Linked DNA regions of Homo sapiens: region 2 is linked to region 1. Evidence: chromatin loops called from intact Hi-C (ENCODE). Cell type or tissue: endothelial cell of umbilical vein. All regions are shown on one strand. Each heading gives the region's core, and the rest is flanking DNA. Links, peaks and the distances in the headings are about the cores only.

Region 1 (5,392 bases), core at 190-5,189:
TCCACATTATAAATCATCATAAATATTACTAGTAGTAAAATAAATGTAAATAAAAAACCAAGATACTATTTTTACTATCAAATGTACACTAGTTAAAACAAATAGAGTAATGATATTTTGATAAAGTTACGAATTGTTGTGGAAATGTGAATTGGTTTGACTTTTCTGAAAATTATTTTTAGTGTTTGAGCTGTTAATTTCCTTCTAGAAACCCACCTTAAAATCAAAGGTGCAGAATGCCAATATTTGCACGTTTGTCCCTTCAAACCTCATGCTGAAATTCGATCCCCGTGTTGGAGCTGGGGCCTAGTTGGAGGTGTTTGGGTCATAAAGGTAGATCCCTCATGAATGGCTTGGTGCTCTCCTAACAGTAATAAATGAGATCTTGCTCTATTAGTTCCCACAAAAGTTGGCTATTAAAAAAAGCCTGCCACTTTGACCTTCTCTCTTGCCGTGTTATCTTTGCACAGTCTGGCTTCCCTTTGCTTTCTGTCTTGAGTGGAGGCAACCTGAGGATCTCACCAGATGCCCAGTCTTCCAGCCAGCAGGGTCATTAGCTAAATAAGCCTCTTTTTTAAAAATATAAGTTATGCAGCCTCACGTATTTCTTTTAAGCAACACAAAACTGACTAAGACACAGATCACACTCAGTTGTAGCATGAGTTGTAAATGGTAAAAATTTGAGCAACATAAAGTAGCCAAAAATAATCCTGCTCGACAAAGTCTCTGCAGTGTAGTAGCTTGAAAATTATGGCAAAGCCATCAACTGCTGCCACTTAAATAGCATTTTTTGAAAGCATATTCAATCTTAGGGAAAAATGGTCATAGTAAAAGTCATACTAAAATTCTGTAGGTAGGGAAGTGGGGTCATTTTTTTCTTCAATAATCATATCTGTGTTTTCCACCTCTCTAGAATGAACATTGGTCACTATGTAATGTAAAAATGACAATATCATAATAAAAAAGATAATAAATGTGATCTATAAAAAGTTACCTAGCTGATTATTCAGAAACCAAACCTGTCACATAGCATGTACTGGTTAATGGATTGTCAGAGCATGAACAGTGATGGAACCCTGTTGATCAAATGCTGAGGCAAATCAGCCTCTTTAATTAGGTACTGATTGTGACAATTGAGTTCATCCTAATAAAATAGCATAACATACAATATATATTTATTACTTATTTTACATAATAAAGATGTATAAATATATAAGTACATATAAATATATGAAAATTATTTACACAATGCTATGTTTCTTGAGCACATATTATTTAGGAAATGTAATTGTGATGTTTGCTAATAACCATCACAGAAACTATGAAATTCATATAATTCTTTATGCTGAATCTAAGTAATAAAAGTGTATATGTCATCTTCGAAATTATGAAATTGGGGGGCCCTCCTACTCTATTTAGTAAGCTGTTAGGTTCTAAAGGATGTCTAAGATAATGAATAACATTACTTATAAAGGTTTGAAACTTTTCAAATGGTCTCCATATAGAGACAGACTTTTGGGCTGGAAGAGAGCATAAAGAAATACTCAGTATGATGAAGTGATATGCCAAGGTCAAATGATGAACACTATGCATTCTAAAAATTAAAGGACTTGTGTTTGCCTTAATAAAATATTGCCAATAATCCTCGAGTATTAAAAAACAGACTACCCTCCTATTTTACTGTTCTAATGTTTCACTGTGCAAATAATTTCTAATTGTAAACAAAGTTGTCACACTATCTTGCACATTAAATAAACCATTAATTAGAATACTGTGAGGGACAAAATGCTCTGGTCACTTAAGTATTTAATTCAGACTCTCAGTCTTTTTTGTTTGATGATGTACTTTTTAATTTATGCCTTGAAGTCACCAAGATAAAACAGAAGAGGAGACAGTGGTGACATTTGCTTATGAGTGAGCATAGGCTGTGAGGTCTTGAGTAGAGTTAAGAGGGACCATATGTATTCCTTCCCCACCTTGGGAACTCTGATTAGCCAGAAAGCAGCATTTGTAGATTAGAAATGAAGAAAATGACAATTGTCATTCATTTGGACACAGTCTGATCTCTAAATAAATCCCTTAATGCTGTGTGGGAGTTTCCTGGTGATTAGTTCTGTTTCATACTCCTCTTGCTGCGGGCAACTGAGTCCTCCAAATTTTAATAGAGTTTTGCCAGCATAATTGCACGGTACACTGACACAAGTTAGTTTTTCTTTTTTACACATTTTCCTTCACTTGAACTTTCTGGCCATTTTCCACATGCATTTGACAGAAGAATTACAAATATAGAGTGTTATTATATCTTAGATGGAGGAAATGGTCCATGGACCCATGTCTGAAACGTTCAGTCTTGGCAATCAAGGCTCTCACCTCAGCATTTGCTGGGACACAGGAAACCAGCTAATGGCTGATAACGTCCAGGAAATTAGTAACTTGTGCATATGGTAAATGCTCCAATCCCAGCCAAATGATTTGTTTAACTGATGGCTGGAGTTCTCATAGGGACTGTTAGCACAGTGGAATAGTTGGGTTTTATTAACTGGACTATGTGCTAATCCTTGTTGTTCCCTAGTTGAAGAATGTAACCATAATGCAAAATACAATGGGAAATTGTATATCCAGAAAGTAAAGATGTTAAAGGCACCAACATTCTATACTCCAAAAGAACTGATTTTTTTTGCGTCAACATTATTAGTATCACAATTTTCTTACAACTATTATCTTAGTTCAGAATTCTATAAAATGAATTATGCATACCTTTTTGTTATGGTAAAGACATTAAATACAATGTCACTTTGCTTAACATCTTATTCCTATCTGTTAATTTTGTTAGGGACAGTGATGATTATAACCTATTGCTTGCATTCATTGATTTTCTACAGAGTATCCAGATATCAGGACAGCCTTGTGCTTTCACATGTTGTCTCCCTCAGGCCCAAGGTCAAGTGGCAGTTCCTTGGGAAAATCTTACTGACACCCAATTCTAGGTCACGTTCCCCTTTTTATCTGTTCTCATAGAACCTTCTTCATTATCATAGGGTTTATGTGACAATTTGTAATTTAAATTTTGTACGGGAGACTATTGGATTACTGTTGCTTTTCCAGACTAGAGTATAAAATATAAATGCAAAGATCATAACTGTTACCACTCCCACTGTATATCTTCTGAACCAACCACAGTGCCTATCCAGCAAGTAGCAAGTAATAATACTTGTTGAATGAAATAACTCCATGTGGTAGTCGTTAATGTCCCAGTTTTACAAATGAAATAATTAAAGCTCAAAGAGCCTAATTTATTAAAATCATACAGCCAACTGGATGTCAATATCCTATCTCATGTCTAACTCCAAAACCATTAATGTATTAGAGCTCTTTCTTTTTAATTGAGTAGGACAAAGAAAGAAAGTACTGCAAAATTCATATTTCCTTTTATAACAAGGTTGAAACCTTATCTGTGCAATCTTTTAGAACACTGGTTCTCAACTAGAGGCATTTTGCCCACCATAGAGGACATTTGGCAATGTTTGGAGACATTTGTGGTTCTCTTGACTGAGAGGAAAATTAATATTGGCATCCACTGACACTATATGATGCATGCCAGAGCCCCTCCACACTTCATTGGTCAGTTCAGCTACCTCCCTCTTTTGTTTCCTTTCTTTCTAGCTTCCTTTATTGATTCATTCAGCATAAAGCATATGCATAGACTGCTTAGTGTATAGAAAACCAATAACAAGTAAGATACAATTCCAGACCTGAGGAAACTTATGGTTTATAGGAAAGTGCAGATAAGTAAGTAGGTAATTATTACCCATGGTAAAGAGCTACCTAGAGGTGTACATTCAACTGGCCACTATGTTAATACTGAAGCTAACACCTGAACCACTGCTTTAGAGCCCTGGTTCTCAACTACAATATCTATAAACATTTGTAGTGGTCACAATTAGGGCACAAGTTGCTTTAGAGCCCTGGTTCTCAACTGCAACATCTATAAACATTTATGGTGGTCACAACTAGGGCACAAGTTGCTACTGGCATCTGTTCGGTGGGTAGAAGCCAGGATGCTGCTAATCATACTGCAATGCATTAAATAGTGTCTCATTTTTGCTACAATAAAGAATTATTCGGTCTAAAATATCAATAATGTCAAGGTTGAGAAACGCTATTTTGGAATAATAAAACCAGATCATTGTGGTTTTGCCATTGCATTTTAAAAAATCAATCTTAATTTTCTTGCTCTCCATAATTATTTTTTACATATTGTAACTAGCAATATAATTGTGAGTGTATAATATTTCATCTTATAAGTGACAAGAAACTATATGATTACTTATTGGAAACACCATTTTTAATATCTTTAATGACATGTCATACTAACATTTGTAGTTTATTGTACCTCCTTTCTTTTAAACTTCTATCATAGTCCAACCTTAAGCCTTTGTGACACTTCTATTTTTTAAGTTTAGTCCTTGGATGCTATTCCTTTTGGAGGCAGAATCCAGGCCTGGTGCCTCATCATCCTTCCTATAGAGTTCTGCACATGGTGGGCTCTCGGATTTTTATTGAATGTCTCAAAGCAAGTTAATTCTCCTTCAGAGGCTAGGCAACTAAATGTCGTGGGAAAGAAGAATCCAACTGACTAAAATAGATATCATGCTACAGTACCTGCAAATGAGCTCAGATATTAAATTTTTGATCACTAAAAATTCCTTCAATTAGAGTTGGAAACCATATATGATTATGCTTCTGGATAATTTGCAATGGATGTTCAATTTTTCTTTCAGGAAACAGCTCTGTTCCTTTAGTTTTTAATATCTATCACTCAGTAGATCTTAGCAGTTAGTGATCATTAGTTTTCCTCCAGGGATAGACTACTAGAAGAGTGGAAATTTGGTTGGCATTTGTCTACCAGCATATCTTTTTAATGGGGTTAGAGCATGATAGCAATTAAACCTTAGGTGCTTTGAGATATCTTTTGGCATATTGGATATGTTGACATCCTCCTCCAAAATAAAGCAAAAATAAATCTTATAATGACTTTCTTTTCTTTATTCATACACTACAACTTTCTCATAGCTTGTTTTGTAACTTGCATTGAATATTATGGTTCCATTCCTTCTTTGTATATTTCAAGCATAATATTTATATTCTCCTTATATTTTTGTAAATTGTTTATCCTCCTTTGCTTTTCCTCCTTTGAAATACAATCTGAAAACAAGTTATGGATTAAAGGAAGCCACTGTGCAGACTAAAAATTCTTAAACTGAAGAAAAAATGAAACATTTTACGATTGTTTAGGTATTATAGGCATTGACTGGCTAGTAAAAAGGTCAATGCACCAGCAGAAGGTTGTATACGCTGTTAACAAAGGCAATTCCTCATGAAATGTTGTACA
Region 2 (5,392 bases), core at 146-5,145, 81 kb after region 1:
TAGCCTCATGCTGACTGATCTATAACTTTATTTTTTTTTCTTCAGCTTTTATTTTAAGTTAATGGGTACATGTGCAGCATGTGCAGGTTTGTTACGTAGGTAAATGTGTGCTCTGGTGGTTTGGATCACATATTATCCCATCACCCAAGTATTAAGCCCAGCATCCATTAGCTAGTCTTCCTTATGCTCTCCATCCCCCACACAATCCCCCCAGACAGGCCCCAGTGTGTATTGTTCCCCCTTCCATGTGTCCATGTGTTCAATCATTCAGCTCCCACTTGTAAGTGAGAACACACAGTGTTTGGTTTTCTGTTCCCGCGTTAGTTTGCTGAGGATAATGGCTTTCAACCCCATCCATGTCCCTGCAAAGGACATGATCTTCTTCCTTTTTATGGTTGCATAGTATTCCATGGTGTATATGTACCACATTTTCTTTATCCAGTCTATCATTGATGGGCATTTGGGTTGATTCCATGTCTTTGCTGTTGAGAATAGTGCTGCAATGAACACATGCATGCATGTATCTTTATAATAAAATGATTTATATTTCTTTGGGTATATACCCAGTAATGAAATTGCTGGGCAAATGGTACTTCTGCCTCTAGGTCTTTGAGGAACCACCATACTGTCTTCCACAATGGTTGAACTAAAATTTGCACTTCCACCAACAATTTAAAAGCATTCCTTTTTATCTACAACCTCACCAGCATCTGTCATTTTTTGACTTGTTAATAACAGCCATTCTGACTGGTGTGAGATAGCATCTCAATGGATCCACAACTTTCTTTGTGCTCACCAATCTTACGAAAGGATGGCTTGATGCAGGAAGGCAATTAGATGTTTGTTTGTTTGTTTGTTTTGAGTCGGAGTCTCGCTCTGATGCCAGGCTGGAGCGCAATGGTGCCATCTTGGCTCACTGTAACCTCCTACTCCCTGGTTCAAGTGGTTCTCTTGCCTCAGCCTCCTGAGTAGCTGGGATTACAGGCACACGCCACCATGTCCAGGTAATTTTTTGTTTGTTTGTTTGTTTTAGTAGAGACGGGTTTCACCATGTTGGCCAGGATGGTCTCCGTCTCCTGACCTCATGATCCGCCGGCCTTGGCCTCCCAAAGTGCGGGGATGACAGGCATGAACCACCATGCCCGGCTAGATGCTAGTTTTTAAACAAGCTCTGATTCATTGATAATGATTTTTGGCTGCTTGGGGTGCTGTGTTAGGAAGGATCCTGTCTATACTTAGTGGAAGAGTACCAAGATTTCTTACAGTTTTTGCCACAGGCAGGAGTTGAAACTGGAAAGCAAGGGAGTGGGTGGCATTCCTTTCCCATTGTAGGTTTGGGGAGCGAACTGCTGCACCTGGCAACTGAAAGGGCCAGAAGGGCACAGAGTACCACTCTATAACATTTCTATTCTGGTTCATTTTTGTGTCCTATTAAAACAGCTAATGTTTCTCTGCAACAGTGCTATTCACAAAAAGGCTGTCCAAGTAGGGTTTGGATACACAAAGTAGGAAAGAGAGAGAGAGAAGGAGATAGATTGGCAGAAACTAGCATATTCTATCATTCTAAGAATGCAAACGTGTCACCATTTGCCTTAAAGCTGATATACTCTAGGAATTACTCTTCCTATGCAAAGTGTACAATTCTAAGTGTTTAAGTATTTGGATCACTGTTACTGTGGGATAATAATGTCCAGTTCAACTTCACTGCTTTTCTCAGAGAGGCAAATAGATACTGGGTCAGTCAAGATTATTCTTAGTGTGTCGGGGGCAGAATGGTGGGGTGAAAAATCAAGCTTTGCTTTCATTTTTTACTACCCGGCTTCCTACATAACACTTCAGCAGATGTCAAGACCATTTGTTTGGTTCCTCATAGCCTCCATGTGATCTTTCTCTTCACTGCAGTGTTCCCCAGGTGTGAGTTGCTTTGCTCAAGATCATTTTCAATGACTCAATTTTCAAAGCAAATGTACACACAAGACAGTAGTATTTTCAAAAACACAGGTTATCACATTTTCCAAGGGGGATAGACAAGAGAAGGGAGGATGCCGAGAATAGAGTGTGAGTTTATTTCACATAGCAGGTCTCATAAAGATTGCATCCATAAATGTGCTGCCAAATTGAACAATAGCAGTGGGGAATAAAGGGGAGGAGGGAAGAGAGGACTCAGATGAAGGCAAAGAGAAAAAACAACTTTAGGAAAGTGTGAAGTTTAAGGAGACATGCCTATAACACTGGCTTTCTACCCAGTCTCATGCTAACTCCTGGCTAGAAATATATAGGGACACAGACACACACACACACAAACACACCACCTCCTTGAAGGAAGAAACATTTTATTTAATCAGGATTGCTAAGGAATGTTGCTGCTGATAAGGCGACAGAAAATATTTCTGGGAGTGCATTTTCGGAACTTGGGAACAGAGACAGTCTGTCTGAACCCAGCTCAACTTTTCTTTCTTATCACTTTTTAAAAGCATGTTATCTTTAAGAGCCAAATTAACTTTTCATGATATGGTTTCTCAGCAGCTGACACTTGGGCATTACAGGGCTGGACAGGAATGACTAAGCAGTTTTGTAAAATGACTATCCCCAGAGCTGCTGGCTTGCTGGTTTTGGTGTCAATCATATATTTAGGATCTTTTTTCCTGTCTAGATTTATGTAGCTCTTTAAGAATAGAATTGCTTGGTCCAGGAAAGGTGTGACTAGTATAATAAACAAAAGAAGCCACAGAGGATATTCTTGTGAGAAACCAATTAATTATTCACACCAATATGTTATAAGTACAGTTCATTTTCTCTTTTGACTATTGCATTACAAAGAATTTTCTCAATGCATTCAGGAGATATAATTAATAATACCCTAAACAGTAATTTTAATAGTTATGGTGTTGTACTGGGAGGCCTATCAACTAAAATTCAAAAATAAAATAAACACAGTCCCTACTTTTAGGAAGACAAGAGTCACTGTATTTAAATTTTTACTTTTGATGTCTTTATTATTTGTGGACACTCTGAAAAACATAAAATGTCATATTATAACAGACTTTAATGTTTTAAAATAAGTGGGATTTTCAAAAACACACAGTTCTGGAAAGGTGTATTTCTTTATGTACCTATCTATATGATAAGAAGTTTTACCACATGGCTGTATCATTTATGGAATCAATTAAAACCAACTGTGGTGGTAAAAAAATAACCTCTAGTGGACTTATTCAACTGTATATGGAATTTTATTTAGGGAGTTATGGAATGAATAGTTTTTTTCCCTGAAAGCATTGTTTTGTTAGTTTTCTGATTGTTTGATAGATAGACATAAAAATTTTCCTTATAAGTCCTTGGATATAATTTTACTTTTCACATATGATTGATCCCTTCTATTTATTTTGCCATCAGAAACCAATTTTTTAACATTGCATATTATCCAGAATTTGAATGTCACAAAATTCAAACAGGTAAAATGTAAGGTTTGTTATGTACACACACACACACACACACACACACACACACACACAGACACATACACTGAGCTAAAGAGGATGGTCTTTGTGTACAGAAAAGGATAACATTTTTTCCCTTTAGTATGTTTATTGATGAACACAAACAGAATTCTGTTTGGTTTATGTTGCATGTTTTATTGTTTCTTTTTTTAGATTTTAATTTTCCTGTTACTATGTGTGTATGTGTGTAAGTATAAGTTTTATATTTTTCAGGGGTAAAACAGTTTCCGGTAAACAATTTTTTTGTTTTGCTTTGTTTTGTTTTGTTTTGTTTTGAGACGGAGTCTTGCTCTGTCACCCAGGCGGGAGTGCAGTGGCGCGATCTCGGCTCACTGCAAGCTCCGCCTCCCGGGTTCACACCATTCTCCTGCCTCAGCCTCCCGAGTAGCTGGGACTACAGGCGCCCGCCACCACGCCCAGCTAATTTTTTTTTGTATTTTTAGTAGAGATGGGGTTTCACCATGTTAGCCAGGATGGTCTCCATCTCCTGACCTCGTGATCCGCCCGCCTCGACCTCCCAAAGTGCTGGCATTACAGGCGCGAGCTGCAGCGCCCAGCCCGGTAAACATTTTTTTTATAGAGGGAGTTTTAATACGTTCTGTATTAGTTTCTCTGTTTTTTCATTTGTATATTTGATGTGATACTCAAGTTGCTATTTAAGCTCTATTCTACCTTTTTTTGTCCCATGGGAGTCCATTCCATCCTCTAAAAAAGGGAAGAACATCAGTTCTTTAGCCATTACTTGGTGCAAAACAAGTTCCGGTTTCCTCCTTCCCTCAGGTGTGGATAAGAGCAGAAAAGTAGATACACAAAGAGGTATATACTTATTAGAAAGAAATCACTTGCTTAAACAATAGGCAGGAACTGTGCGACTCGACCTGGAACAAATAGGCATAAATAAGCAGGAAAATGTAATATTTGTTTGAGAGCTTGAAATGCAGTCTTTTAGGACATATCTAGGACATCCCTGCATCATCACTTTGGTAAGAACTTCAGTACCTTGCCTGCCAGTCATTTATATGCACGTTCCGTCACAGTTAGTCCCACCTCTCCCCACACCTTCTGCACCACTGCTGCCACCACCATCACTGTGCCTGGCAGCTGGGTGAATCAGGAAGACTTCTAACGTTAGTTTTCCCATATTTACCAACAAGTCTTCCAAAGTGGGCCCAAATTAAAGTTGTGTAACAACATCGCTTTCCCTCTCTGGATCTTCATTACTGGAGATGGAGGCAAGCACTTTACTATGGTAAGCACTTTTGACCTTAGACAGGTGGCCTAAAAGGTGGGTACCAACTAGCCTTTAGGACATATTCAGGAGGGCTTCTATACCAAGACTCTCTGGCCAACGTAGGCTAACAGTTCTTTTCCCTTGAGTTTTCATTTGCTTCATCTTAACCATATCTCTATTACTCTAATCAGTACATTCTAATAAAATTACTTGTATGTCTCTCAGTAAAAATATGGTCTTCTTGAGTCCCCCCATTTCAAAATTATTTTATTAGATCTTTTTAGGCTTACTGTGTCTCTGAAGGGCTTGGTGTATATTCATTGTTTGATAGCATATCATGGACAGTTCTGATATTTTAAACAAAAAATAGGCCGGGCATGGTGGCTCATGCCTGTAATTCCAACATTTTGGGGAAGATGAAATAGGAGAATTGCTTGAGGCCAGGAGTTTAAGACCAGCCTGGGTATCATAAGAGACCCCATCTCTGTAAAAAATAAAATTAAAAAGCCAGATGTGATTGCATGCCCCACTAGTCCCAGCTACTAGAGACGCTGAAGCCAGAGGGTTGCTTGAGTGCAGGAGTTCTAAATTACAGTGGGCTGTGATCACACTCTATCCTGGACCACACAGAAAAACCCTGTCTGTAAAAAAAATTCAAAAACAA

What was found. A loop is a pair of places that touch in the nucleus more often than their neighbours do. Peaks named below come from ENCODE experiments on the same cell type or tissue, not always from the same donor. Only the 100,000 strongest peaks of a DNase experiment are listed, where the experiment ranks them.
Region 2: a loop joins it to region 1, with 7 times the contacts of the local background. A loop is called at or near these places in 1 of 110 quality-filtered maps.

Annotation. Positions count from the first base shown.
Region 1 is chr3:29,599,967-29,605,358 of GRCh38, forward strand. The region is part of intron 4 of RBMS3 (RNA binding motif single stranded interacting protein 3); the gene reads left to right. Among named protein-coding and RNA genes, the nearest start is that of RBMS3-AS2, 40 kb to the right of the region's middle. In endothelial cell of umbilical vein, for the core only: no CTCF peak of the experiment used is centred there; a DNase peak (open chromatin) is centred at 2,395; H3K27ac peaks cover 1,591 bases.
Region 2 is chr3:29,681,305-29,686,696 of GRCh38, forward strand. The region is part of intron 4 of RBMS3 (RNA binding motif single stranded interacting protein 3); the gene reads left to right. Among named protein-coding and RNA genes, the nearest start is that of RBMS3-AS2, 41 kb to the left of the region's middle. In endothelial cell of umbilical vein, for the core only: no CTCF peak of the experiment used is centred there; a DNase peak (open chromatin) is centred at 2,487; H3K27ac peaks cover 1,821 bases.